Regions from separate parts of the Homo sapiens genome. Here region 1 is linked to region 2. Evidence: chromatin contacts called from ENCODE Hi-C or POLR2A ChIA-PET data. All regions are on one chromosome and are shown on one strand. Each heading gives the region's core, a stretch centred on a gene start or an enhancer-like site at or near the end of the contact. The rest is flanking DNA. Distances are from core to core; before and after follow the strand shown. Region 1 has its middle 330 kb from the start of DAOA. Region 2 has its middle 890 kb from the start of DAOA.

The links. Hi-C counts contacts between places; a loop is a spot of excess contacts on that map. ChIA-PET counts read pairs that join two places held with the same protein, here RNA polymerase II (POLR2A). Pooled maps may share reads with other maps.
Region 1: a map of PC-9 shows a loop between it and region 2 (5-fold over the local background). The contact joins two enhancer-like sites. A Hi-C loop is called at or near these places in 1 of 168 maps with a recorded cell type or tissue (PC-9) and 3 of 50 pooled maps. POLR2A ChIA-PET finds 5 or more read pairs at or near these places in 1 of 52 experiments (PC-9).

The regions. Positions count from the first base shown.
Region 1 is chr13:105,135,351-105,140,832 of GRCh38, reverse strand. No RefSeq gene overlaps it. Among named protein-coding and RNA genes, the nearest start is that of DAOA, 330 kb to the left of the region's middle. RefSeq lists enhancers at 573-982, 1,033-1,242. Within about 2 kb of position 1,337, at least 22 of the 41 ENCODE cell types and tissues checked have a DNase peak (open chromatin) inside an H3K27ac peak, as active enhancers do.
Region 2 is chr13:104,570,146-104,575,874 of GRCh38, reverse strand. No RefSeq gene overlaps it. Among named protein-coding and RNA genes, the nearest start is that of DAOA, 890 kb to the left of the region's middle. Within about 2 kb of position 4,199, at least 3 of the 41 ENCODE cell types and tissues checked have a DNase peak (open chromatin) inside an H3K27ac peak, as active enhancers do.

The sequences.
Region 1 (5,482 bases), core at 88-2,587, 570 kb before region 2:
GGTAACCATGCAGTGCAGTGACTTCATGGGTGCCTTCAGATTAGAACAATATAAAATTTGAGGAGCAAAAGTGCAAACATTTGAGAAATGCTCATAGTTAAGTGGTGATTGCTGAGGAGATTTAAAAGAAAGAAATACAAAATTAATCATAGAAGAAAGAAGATAATATAGTGCCAAAAAACCCACAAGAGAAATAGTTTAAGAAGTGAATAATACATTAAATAAGACAGAGAAATCAGCAATACAAGACAACTGAATTTAAAACTTAACAGATTATTTGTGACCTGACCACTGAGTAAAAATACTCAGTAAAGTGGTTGGAATGGAAACAGTATTGTTTCTCAAGGGTACAATAAAAGACAATGACTTGGAGAGGTGACTGCAAAACAGAGTGACAAGATTCTAAGTAGAGCCATAAGACTCACTGTGAAAACAAATGTCCTGCTCTATTTGGTTCTAAAATTCATTATCTGCAAAAGTTCTACAATGCTGAGGGGCCATATTTTGTTTGTATGTTTCAACTCATACTTTACCTCTGCTGCCTCACAATAGCCTGCAAAAATAGCCACTGCCCCACAATACCTTGGAAGTAGGAACTGCGCCTCACGCAGGCCGCCTACAGGACAGGGAAGCAGCTGGAGACCCATGAGATGGCTGAACCAAACAGAATCCAGACCGGGCTTGCTTTGGAAATGTGGGGCAAGAAATACCAATTAAATAAGGCAGTGAGTGGTGGGAACTAAACTAAAATGCCATCTGGTAGGTCATGGATGGAGAGAACCACGGGGCTATCGATAAGCCAAAGCTGCAAGCTGTCAGTGACTCTGTGAAGAAACCGAAAGTCAATGCGTGCAGCGAGAAGAGGGTGATTGAGGAAGTGCTGCAGCATGGCTATGGGCGATAGAAAGACTGCAGCTCTTGACTCAAGCACGGAGGGAGGAGGTGGTTTTGAAACAGCCTCGGATGCTGACAGATTGCCTTCTGTAGCTCTAAGTCCTTAAAATAACCCAACTCGGTGGCTGTGTGTGGTTTTGTTTGTTTTGTTTGACCCAAATAGCTTGGAAGACTCAGACATCTTCTGTAGTCTCGGTTCTAGCAGTGCCAGAGCTAGATGAACCTGGTAGTTTAAATTTTCAAAGGGTTGGTAAACGATGTATGGTAAGCAGGAAAGAAAGGATAATGAGCACAGTAAGAGGAACTAGGGGAAAGGTACTTTGGTGAGGCTGAAACTGCTTCAGTTCCCGCTCTGCCTCTCTCTCTCATGAATCACTATGACCTGAATAGGGAGAAAACGAACGCACATGTTGGAAATCAGGTTGAGCGGATTTCACGTCATTTCCACATAGCACCCTATCCAGTGAGAGGAAATTATCTGCCTCTTTGTGAAAGTGACAGGGATGTGCAGGCACAGTGCAATTCCTTGGGGAAGTGAGGGCAGTGTCTGCATATAGTTATCAAGCAAGAAATTGTTGAGTGTTGCGATTGCAAAGAAAAGAACAGAATTGAGAACACCCGAGTCTTTATCGATCAAGCCCCAGAATAGCAATCATGACAGGGCAGGTTATGAGTTTAGCCAGCTGTGTGAGGTAACAAGGCCTCCTACAGCTCTTCTTTTGGGAGCTTCAGTTGAGTGATAAGTCATCCTCTCTCTAGAGTAAGGCAGTAGCAGGAAACAGCTGTATGCCAATTGTAAATTCTCCCACATTTCAGTGGAGATGTAGTCCAGGTCTTACTTGCCCCTGTGGATTATCTAAGGCAACTAAAATCAATTGATGAAATTTCCTTCCCACTGGGTTAATTTTCTGGAGCTGAAAACAGCCTTCTGAAAACCAGGAATCGATTCTGTGAAGCTCTTATAAATAGGAGAGTTAATAATTTGGTAAAAGTTTCCTCTTCTTATAAAAGATATTTTCTCCTCTCTCTCTGTTTTTTTTTTTTGAGACAGAGTCTTGCTGTGTCACCCAGACTGGAGTGCAGTGGTGCGATCTCGGCTCACTGCCAGCTCTGCCTCCCGGGTTCACGCCATTCTCCTGCCTCAGCCTCCCGAGTAGCTGGGACCACAGGCGCCCGCCACCACGCCCGGCTAAGTTTTTGTATTTTTAGTAGAGACAGGGTTTCACCGTGTTAGCCAGGATGGTCTCTGTCTCCTGACCTCGTGATCCGCCCTCCTCGGCTTCCCAAAGTGCTGGGATTACAGGCATGAGCCACTGCGCCTGGCCCATAAAGGATATTTTCTCTACCTCTAAGAAACTCCATGCCTAAAACATATGAAACATCAAAAAACATCCTGGATGATATCAGAGAGAAAGAGCATCAGCAAGTGTTTGCTGGCATTAGCAGGTACTATGCTAATATATAGGCCATGGTATATGTAAAGCAAAAATAAAAGAAAGAAAAAAAGAAAGCTGATTACACAAGACCAGTATGTCCTGATGATTGCAGTTGTGTTAGGAAATCTTTTAGTTAATTCTAACATCCTTTGTTTTCTTATCTTTAGCATTTGTACTTCTGTTTTGGTGGTCATTGCAGAATTACTTTGGTATTCACTAATCACTATTAATTCATATGCAAGTAGCCATTTAAATATGTTTCCCTTTGGAATGAATATTAGCTACTATGGTTAATAAATAAAAGTAATTTTGGGGAGTTCTCTGGGACTAGGAAATTATGTAGCCTTTTACATAATTAATCTTTAAGTTCCATTGGTTGCAAGTAATGATGATCGTCTTTTGACAATTTATTGTATAGGTGTAACAAGAATTTTAGTTTTGGGAAATTCTACCCCACAAGAGATTCTTTTGAATATTCTTTCTGTAGAGTTCCAAGTAATGAAAAGAAAAACTACTGTTTATTGAACATCCATTCCATAATCTGTCTTTAAATATAGTTGTCTTTCAATGCAAATAATAAGTTTTTCTTATACATGTTTTTCAGATAATATGTAAAATATTTTTCACATTCATTCAAGGTATTTTAAGCACCAAATGACATTACTTATGGACCATTCTATTCTTCTGTTGTGTTTAATCTCAAAATAATAAGATAAGCAACTATAAATTAGTGAATACTTGCCATGACACATAGACTTTGCATATTGTAGCTTATTTAGTAGATAATAAAAATTATTTTGCATATAAAGAAACTGAGACTAGTAGAAGATAAGTAGCTTGATCAAAATCTAAGATCTCTGTCCTGCATATTCTAGTTTTGCCTCTTTGGCTCTCCTTTCTAATCTTTTTCTCCCTGTTCTGTGGCCCAGAAAGCTACCTCTATGGGTCATGTAAACTCAGCTCTTTTGTATTCTGTTTCCTGATTGGCGTCAGCCAATAGACAGCACCAACAGTCATCAGATGGTAGGAAGAGAGAGAGCAGCAAGGGTATTTATTCCTCTGCCTTCTTTCTTAACAATGCACGTTTTGGCTTTGGCTGCGTTCCTTTTAAAAGGCACAACTTCTGCTGGTCAGTCTTCTTCTACAGCTACCGGTTTCTGTGTTGCAATAAATGCTCCCTTTCTTTGCCCTTTCAGACCTGGGGCAGTAATGCCTCCATGCTTATCAACGCTAGGGTTCTTATTATTCATGGTTGGCTAACACAGGACAACCAACACCATTATAAATTACTCATTATATTCTATGAAATCTCTTCAATTCACCTCCTGAGAGTGCATCAATTTCTTCCAGGACTTTGACTGATATAGAAATTGTCACCAGAATTGGCTGGAGGAAGCAGAACCTTAGATTGGAATTCTGGTATTAAATCATTCACATATTTAATGAATGCATTTATTATCTCCCTTGCCGGGGAAAATGGAATATGATGATCTGTGTCATATGGTGGCATCATGAAGGCAGGTAGAGGGCAAGGCATTTGGAGAGCAGATGACTGTGACTCAGTAGCCATAACTAGAATGATAAGTGTAATAAGCAAAGCTCAGGCTGCTGTTGCTGGTGGTTCTAAAAAGGATATCCAGGGAAGTGAACCAACTAAAAGACTGGAATGTAAGCCCAACTCAAGGCTCACATGAGGAACTCAGATGGCCGCCAAGACAGCTTTAAAAATGGCCTTAATCTGCCATAGCTCCAGGGCAGATATGGCTGAAACTCAAGCCCAGTTCCCAACTGCAGTTGTCACAGAACTGCAGCACTAATGAATGTGACCCTCCAGAATTATTTTACTAAGGAGATCTAAGGGAAGAGTGGGTGTTACTGAGATATGGGATGGAGATATCCCCGCAGACAAAAGCAAGGCTAGTAACTTTTAACCCTTAAGTCATCCTAAAGGTTCCTTATCTGGTAAAGTAAGGATTTTCTGCTGAGTGAAAGAATCAGGCTTCTCTTGAAACTCTTGCAGTGACTCCCCCTGGAGCACTTGTCTTTTCTGCTCACCACCTTCATGGCTCCCAGACCCACAATAAAAATCAGATTCCAACAGACCCCAGTTGGAGGAGTAAAAAACTCCTGTAGGAGAAAGGAATTCTATACACCAAAAAAGTGGCAGATTCAATTGACAGGAATCTAGGGAACATATTGGAGTGGATTCTGAGAGTGTTAGACCAAAAAGCATAAAAAAACAGGGTGATATACCCTACAGGGAGCAAGGATTTTGTAAGCAGCTGGAAGCAGCACTGATAGTTTAACTAAGTTAGTGAATTCAGTCTGACTTATCTTAATCAGTGGGGTTGAATTGCAAAGCTGCTCTGGCAAACTCTGTATCAGAGATCAACCAAACCATGAGCCAAACCCAGCCAGCCAGCTTGTTTTTGTAAATAAGGTATTATTGGAACACAGATGCTCAAACTCAGTAATGCCTTATCTATGCATGTTTTTGTACTACAATGGCAGTTAGATCGTTTTGACAGATACTGTACAGTTCACAAAACCTAAAATGTTTGTGGTCTGGTACTCTCTAAGAAAGGATTTTTGGCCCCTGCACTAAAGGAAGGAACAAAAGCGCTAGCACAAAGGAATATTGGAGTAGATTAATTTAGAAGAACCTGCTGTCATCCCTCCTGTTCCCCTGCTATATCTCTGGTAAGGCTGGACAACACCTTTTCCTTCACCGGGACCTAAAGAAATGTAATAATATTTCTCCTGCAAAGGTCATGGGTGCATTGGTTGATGTTGCAATCCATGTAGACTCAGGGGTTGAGCAAAGTTTTGTGAGTCCTATGGCTGCTACAAATTCGAAGTCCTTATTTAAGTAAAATGCACAATATTACCAATGCAAAAAAATACAAGGAATATTGATTTATGATGATAGAAAAACATCACAAAATATGGAACTTTAAGGACAGTTGTCAAATAGAACTAACATTACAAAATCCAAAAATGAAAACTTTTTTTAAGAACAATTTACTTTTTGATCAATTCTTTAAGTTTTTATTTTTATTTTTCTCTCTCTCTCTATTGGGATAGCTTTTCTGTTTTTGGTTTAGTTTAGTTGTGTTTTGTTTTGATGCATAAAACTTCTTTTTTTAAATTAT
Region 2 (5,729 bases), core at 2,950-5,449:
TAACTTCTATAGGCATCTCTGAAAAACTTTTTCAAAATAAGTAACAAAAGATAAGGAGGTGGGAGAGAAGGCTTGAAATGTTCATTTTCTGCAATCATTTGCTACACATTGACTTAGGAGATTACATTATAAAATTTCCATGTATACTATGTTAGTAATAACCAGAAAAAACTGTTCTATTGTTGGTTAAAATGTTCTTTAATTTTTCTTTGCTTTTTAAGATAAATATTTTTCAATATCTGATTGCCTTTCCCCCATCCTTATTTCCTTATTTGCAGTCTTAGTTGATCTGTTCTGGATATTTTTAGATCATAAAAAAGTAGACAGAAAAATTTTAAAGTGCTCGGCAGGCAGAGAGCTCTCACAGCACCATCTCACTTCATCCACTTCTTTACGTAATTTTTAAGTTAGGTTCCTGCTGCTTCCAAAAGTGTTTCGACTTTAGAATCCCTGCCCACACAGATACACTATTGACAAGAAAATACAAGAAGAAGATGTCTTTTTATTTCATAATACGTGAATTCAGGGTAGAGCCTGGAAAAAAAATAAAATGTGGACAGAAACAGTGTCCAGGAGAGAAGTGAGGAAATCTCTTTTGTTCCCTTAGTACTTTCTAAGCTTTCTTTCATTATCTATGCCAAAGATGTGAGGTATACCCTTGCTACATTTGGCAAATATGGACCTGTTGATTCTATCAGGCAGATACTAGGATAAAGTTTGGCTCCCTACGTTCTTGGGAAATTCCCTAACTTGTTTTCATTACTGTAATAATGAGATTATTTATTTACTTGAAAGGGGTGGGGCAGATATTATTCAATTTTCTTTAGAAGGCATTGTATAGTTATTGCTCTAACAATTTCTTCACTGATTCCCAAAGTTAAATAGAAATCATGACAGAATAACTTTTTAATCATCTGACATTTAACATGTCTCTACTTCTTTCTACTACTCAACTCAAAGTAGAAATGTCTGCAAATTAAAAGGGGGGGTCACTTACACACACACACACACACACACACACACACACACACACAAACACGCACATGAACACCGAAGGGAATTTCCAATTTTCTAGCAGTTTGTGTTCCATAGTTCCACTATTCGGAACTTGGAATAATTTTAAGTATATAGTGGTGATCTATTACAAGAATTTAGCTTTCCCTTCATAAATTAAAATAAATAATCAAAAAGGAACTTAATAAAACACAAATAAAACTGACTCGTGGTTCCCCAGGCTGTACAGGAAGCATAGTGGCTTCTGCTTCTGGGGAGGCCTCTGGGAGCTTCCAATCTTGGTGGAAAGCAGAGAGGGTGTGAGCCATCTCCCATGGTGCGAGCAGGAGCGAGAGAGAGAGCGAGGAGGTGCCACCCACTTAAACAACCAGAACTCATGAGAAACTCACTCACAAGGACAGTACCAAGAGGGGTGGTATTAAACCATGCAGGAGAAATCGCCCCCATGATCCAATCTCTCCCCACGTGGCCCCACCTCCAACATTGGGAATTACGATTGAGCATGAGATTTGGGTGGGAACACAGATCCAGACCATATGAAACCACACTTATTTATCATCTCGCAGTTCTGTGGGTCAGAAGTCTCAGAGGGTCCCACCATTCTCTGCTGCGGGCCTCGTGAGGCTGAACTCAAGGGGTCAGCTGTGCTCTCCAGGAGTTCCGAGGGTTCTACCAAGTTCATTCTAGTTACCAGCAGAACCCAGTTCCCTGAAACACTAGGACTAAGGTCCCTGTTCCCTTTCTACTGCCAGCCAGGATCTGCCCTCAATTCCCAGATACCTCCCTCACTCTCCATCCCATGGGGCTCTCAGGCCATGACAGCAGATGGGTCCCTCACATCAACTCTCTCCCACACTTTGAATCTCTCTGACCTCTGCACCCAGCCTGAGCAAACTGTGCATTCTATGGACTCACCTGATTAAGCTATGCTCGCTCAGGTATTCTCCATATGTTGTAGTTAACTCATCTGGGACCTTAATTACATCTGCAAATCCCATCACAGCAGCACCTAGATTAGTGTTTAATTGAATAACCACAGGACTAAAATCTTGGAAACTTCCTAGAATTTTGCCTACAACAGAAGGTTAGAGCTTCCTATGGGCAATAGTTACCTTACCTACTTATCTTGTAATTGTCTCTCCCTGCGATTTTGCTTTAACTTCCAGTTTAAATAAAACATCACATTCTCTCTCTTCTAATCCTGAAAAAATATACATAATTTTGATGATATTTTTTAAAGTTCTTTTTGTTTTTGAAAAAAAGGACATAAACAGCATCTGCAAAAAAATCAATAAAAAGTCTTATAATAAAGCATGTCCTTAATATTTATTAGTACATGAATATAAATTTAAATAAATCTATGTAGATTCTAGATTTTATTGCTCCAGTTCAATTTTCTCTAGGCTCAACTTCCAAATTCCCAGAGCTCTCACCTTTCTCTGAGCATCATCTAAATCCTGGTTAAGACAACAAGAGCTTAGAGAACACCTGCTCTCATCAACGTTTGCGTTTTCTATTGCCCCTCCACAATACTGTCTGCGATTCAATGAACTACTAGCTATATTGCATCCCAAAGCCATGTCAAAATCCCAATGCTCATTGCTTTTCTAATATTTCCTCGTGGCTTTTTCAGAATTTTTTTCCTGAGGGGACATTTGGAGGTGCCACGGCCTCACTCACTGAAGCAAGATGGCAGCTACGCACCTTTGACAGCCTCTCTCTTTCTCTTTCCTTTACAGGCCCTTCTTTTCTCTTGCTGAATCTGAGAAGTAGAATCAGAAGACAAGGTCAAGTTCATGCAGGGACAATGCTCCGACGACGTTATCGCATAGATGGAAATCCACTGTGTTCGGGGGGAAGACTGGGCTCATTTTATTAGCCTTATTGGCCAGTGGCCTTGTGCACTCCCACTTTTGAGGATGCTTTTTGACAGTTGCTTGTTAGTTTATGTGTTCATTTGAGACAGGGTCTAGCTCTGTTGCCCAGGCTGGAGTGCAGTGACGCCATCATAGCTCACTGCAGCCTAGAACTCCTGGCCTCAAGTCATCCTCCTTTGTCAGTCTCCCAAAACGCTGGGATTACAGGCGTGAGCCATCACACTCAGCTGACAGCTGCTTGTTAATCATGGTTCTTGCACTGAATAACCTTTCTAGTTAGTGAGTGAGGCATAGAAGGCAGGCTTGAGGACTCACAAATTGCCCCACCTACACCCCCACCAAAAGCAACACAATCTCTCCTAATTCGATTGACACCCTCCACACACCCAGCTTGGCTTCAGGGAAGGAAAATGGGCTCCTGCCATACAATCTCCATGCAACAACTCCTGCCAAATGCAACACAGACCATAATGTCATTTATAATTTGAATTGTACCAGTTTAGACATTTAAAATATCTCACGTATTCATTGTTACATTCATCTTCGTTTTTCTCCATTTCTATTTTTGGCAATCCTCTAATTTCTTGTTCTCTTAAGTAAAAAGGAACAAAAAAATAACAACAAAAGAAAGCTCTTCAAAAATACTTGGATTCCGGTATTTGTGTGTGGTTTCAATAGGGAAGCTTTTTTTAAACTACTTGGACTAGAACAGAACAAAATATATGAGTTTGGGGGAAAAAGACCACAACAGGGGTGTGTGTGAGAGGCAGGTGCTGGGGGAGAGGCCTCAAACAGCAGAAAAGCTTTGAAGCCCTATAGGGCACTGACCTGCAAGGACTAAGTTTGAACAATTGTGTGGGAAGTTTGGGGGTTACTAAGCTAGCTTCGTAATGTAACTTCTTTCCCCTCTTTCCTTTTTTGACAATAGCATTCCTTTCTCCATTTCTGTTCTGTTATTTTTTTAACACATCTAAAATGACATAAAACAAACATAATACACAGGCACACACCTGCACTCACATACACAAACACACAAACTTCTGTGAGTTCCACAGAGGCCGACCCCTTTGCTTCAGTGAGGGCTGTGGAACTGGAATTTCATTCTCCTACGGACTTGCTCTGAACAACAGTTAAGTAAAGAGCTCCCACTGGTGGTGGAGGGAATTTTACTGTCCACACGAAATGCCTTTCCCTACCAGTCAGTGCTTGGAGACTGGATCTCCGAGTCACAGACGAGATGTGGGCTAATGTTGCTCTTTCGCCATGTGATGTAGCAAATAAAATGCCATTGTTCCCCTAGGTGGCTGTGGGTATTAGTCACAGCTGACGCTAAGCAGGAGGTGCGTGGTGTCCTGCCAGGACTGTTATTAGTTACAAGTCTGGATGGGCTCCCGATGCACCATTTTCAAGTAGCTTCAATGCTGTTAAACTTTTAGGAATTCCAAAGCTACTGCTCCAAAGCCTCAAGTTCCCTCACCTTAGAACAAAGATTGCTGCCTTTATTACCAGTCTTATGTTTAACCAGAGAAAGTACAACTTTTCCAAGTTTAAGCTTCTCTAAACTGCTTTTGAGGAAGAGAGGTTCTCTGCATGTGTCCGAGATAATTGTCAAATACCAAATTTGAACACACGTTCTGAGTCACCTGAAGAACCAGCCCGTGTCACTAAGACAAGCACAAATAGCTCCTCTGCTGTGGGACTCTTCACCTACCGCAGATGTTTCCATAAATATTTCAGCAGATACCATTTTCATGACAATTACCAAGAATGTGTGTGTGTGTGTTTTTTTTTTTTTTTAATTTACAGTCTATGTGAAAAATGTAATAGAAGAGAATAATGCTGGATTTATATGGGAGAAAAGTGTAGGTTTTTCTCCTATTTGGTGTCTTAGATTAAGGTACTTTGATACATCTGTCCAAACAGACATTACATCGTGAACAAGAAAAGATGGGACTGGTAGAGACTCAAAGTAACAAGAACAGTTTCCAAGAAAGAAGCAAGGCTATTAAATATTAGGCTGTTGCAAAAGTAACTGCGGTTTTTGCCATTTGAAAATAATGCCAAAAAACATAATTACTTTTGTAATAACCTAATAATTAGACCCAAGATAAAAATCCATATATACTCAACTTACTTTTAAATCCAGAGCTTATGTCTTTTTCCAATCAGACCTCAACATAGAACTTCGCTTAGATTTTCTTATGATCTGGGTTATGTAAACCTCCTGGGATTTATAAAACAACTGGATATCTTGAATCCTTCTCTTTAAGTCAGATCTTGTCAGCCTGTGATGCCACCTACAGTGAAATTTATTAAGTATACAACCTAATTTTGCTGTTATTTCTAGAGTCTATGAGTTATGACTACACAGCATAAGTAATGACTTAATTAAATTAATTTAAGGTATGGTGTTAAGATTAACTGCGCCAGCTCACAGTGGTCTGCAGTAATTGGAGATCTCATGTTGTACCTCTTTTTTATAATCACAAAGTCAGTCTCTTTAAATTACTCAGACCCAAAAAGGAAAATCAGGAAGACAGCAAGGGCAATGAACGGCATGGTCAGGAGAGATCTGTTGAGAATAGTTAATTAGAAAATACAAAGTTTAGTTTAGTTTTCAAAACATACTCTCAAGTACTGTGTCGTGTTTTTAAAGCACCAGTTGAGCTTGCTGCCCACCCCTCATTTTTTTTTTTTTTTTGTGAGACAGAGTCTTGCTGTGTCACCCAGCCTGGAGTGCAGTGGCGCGATCTCGGCTCACTGCAAGCTCCACCTCCCAGGTTCACACCATTCTCCTGCCTCAGCCTCCCGAGTAGCTGGGACTACAGGCGCCCGCCA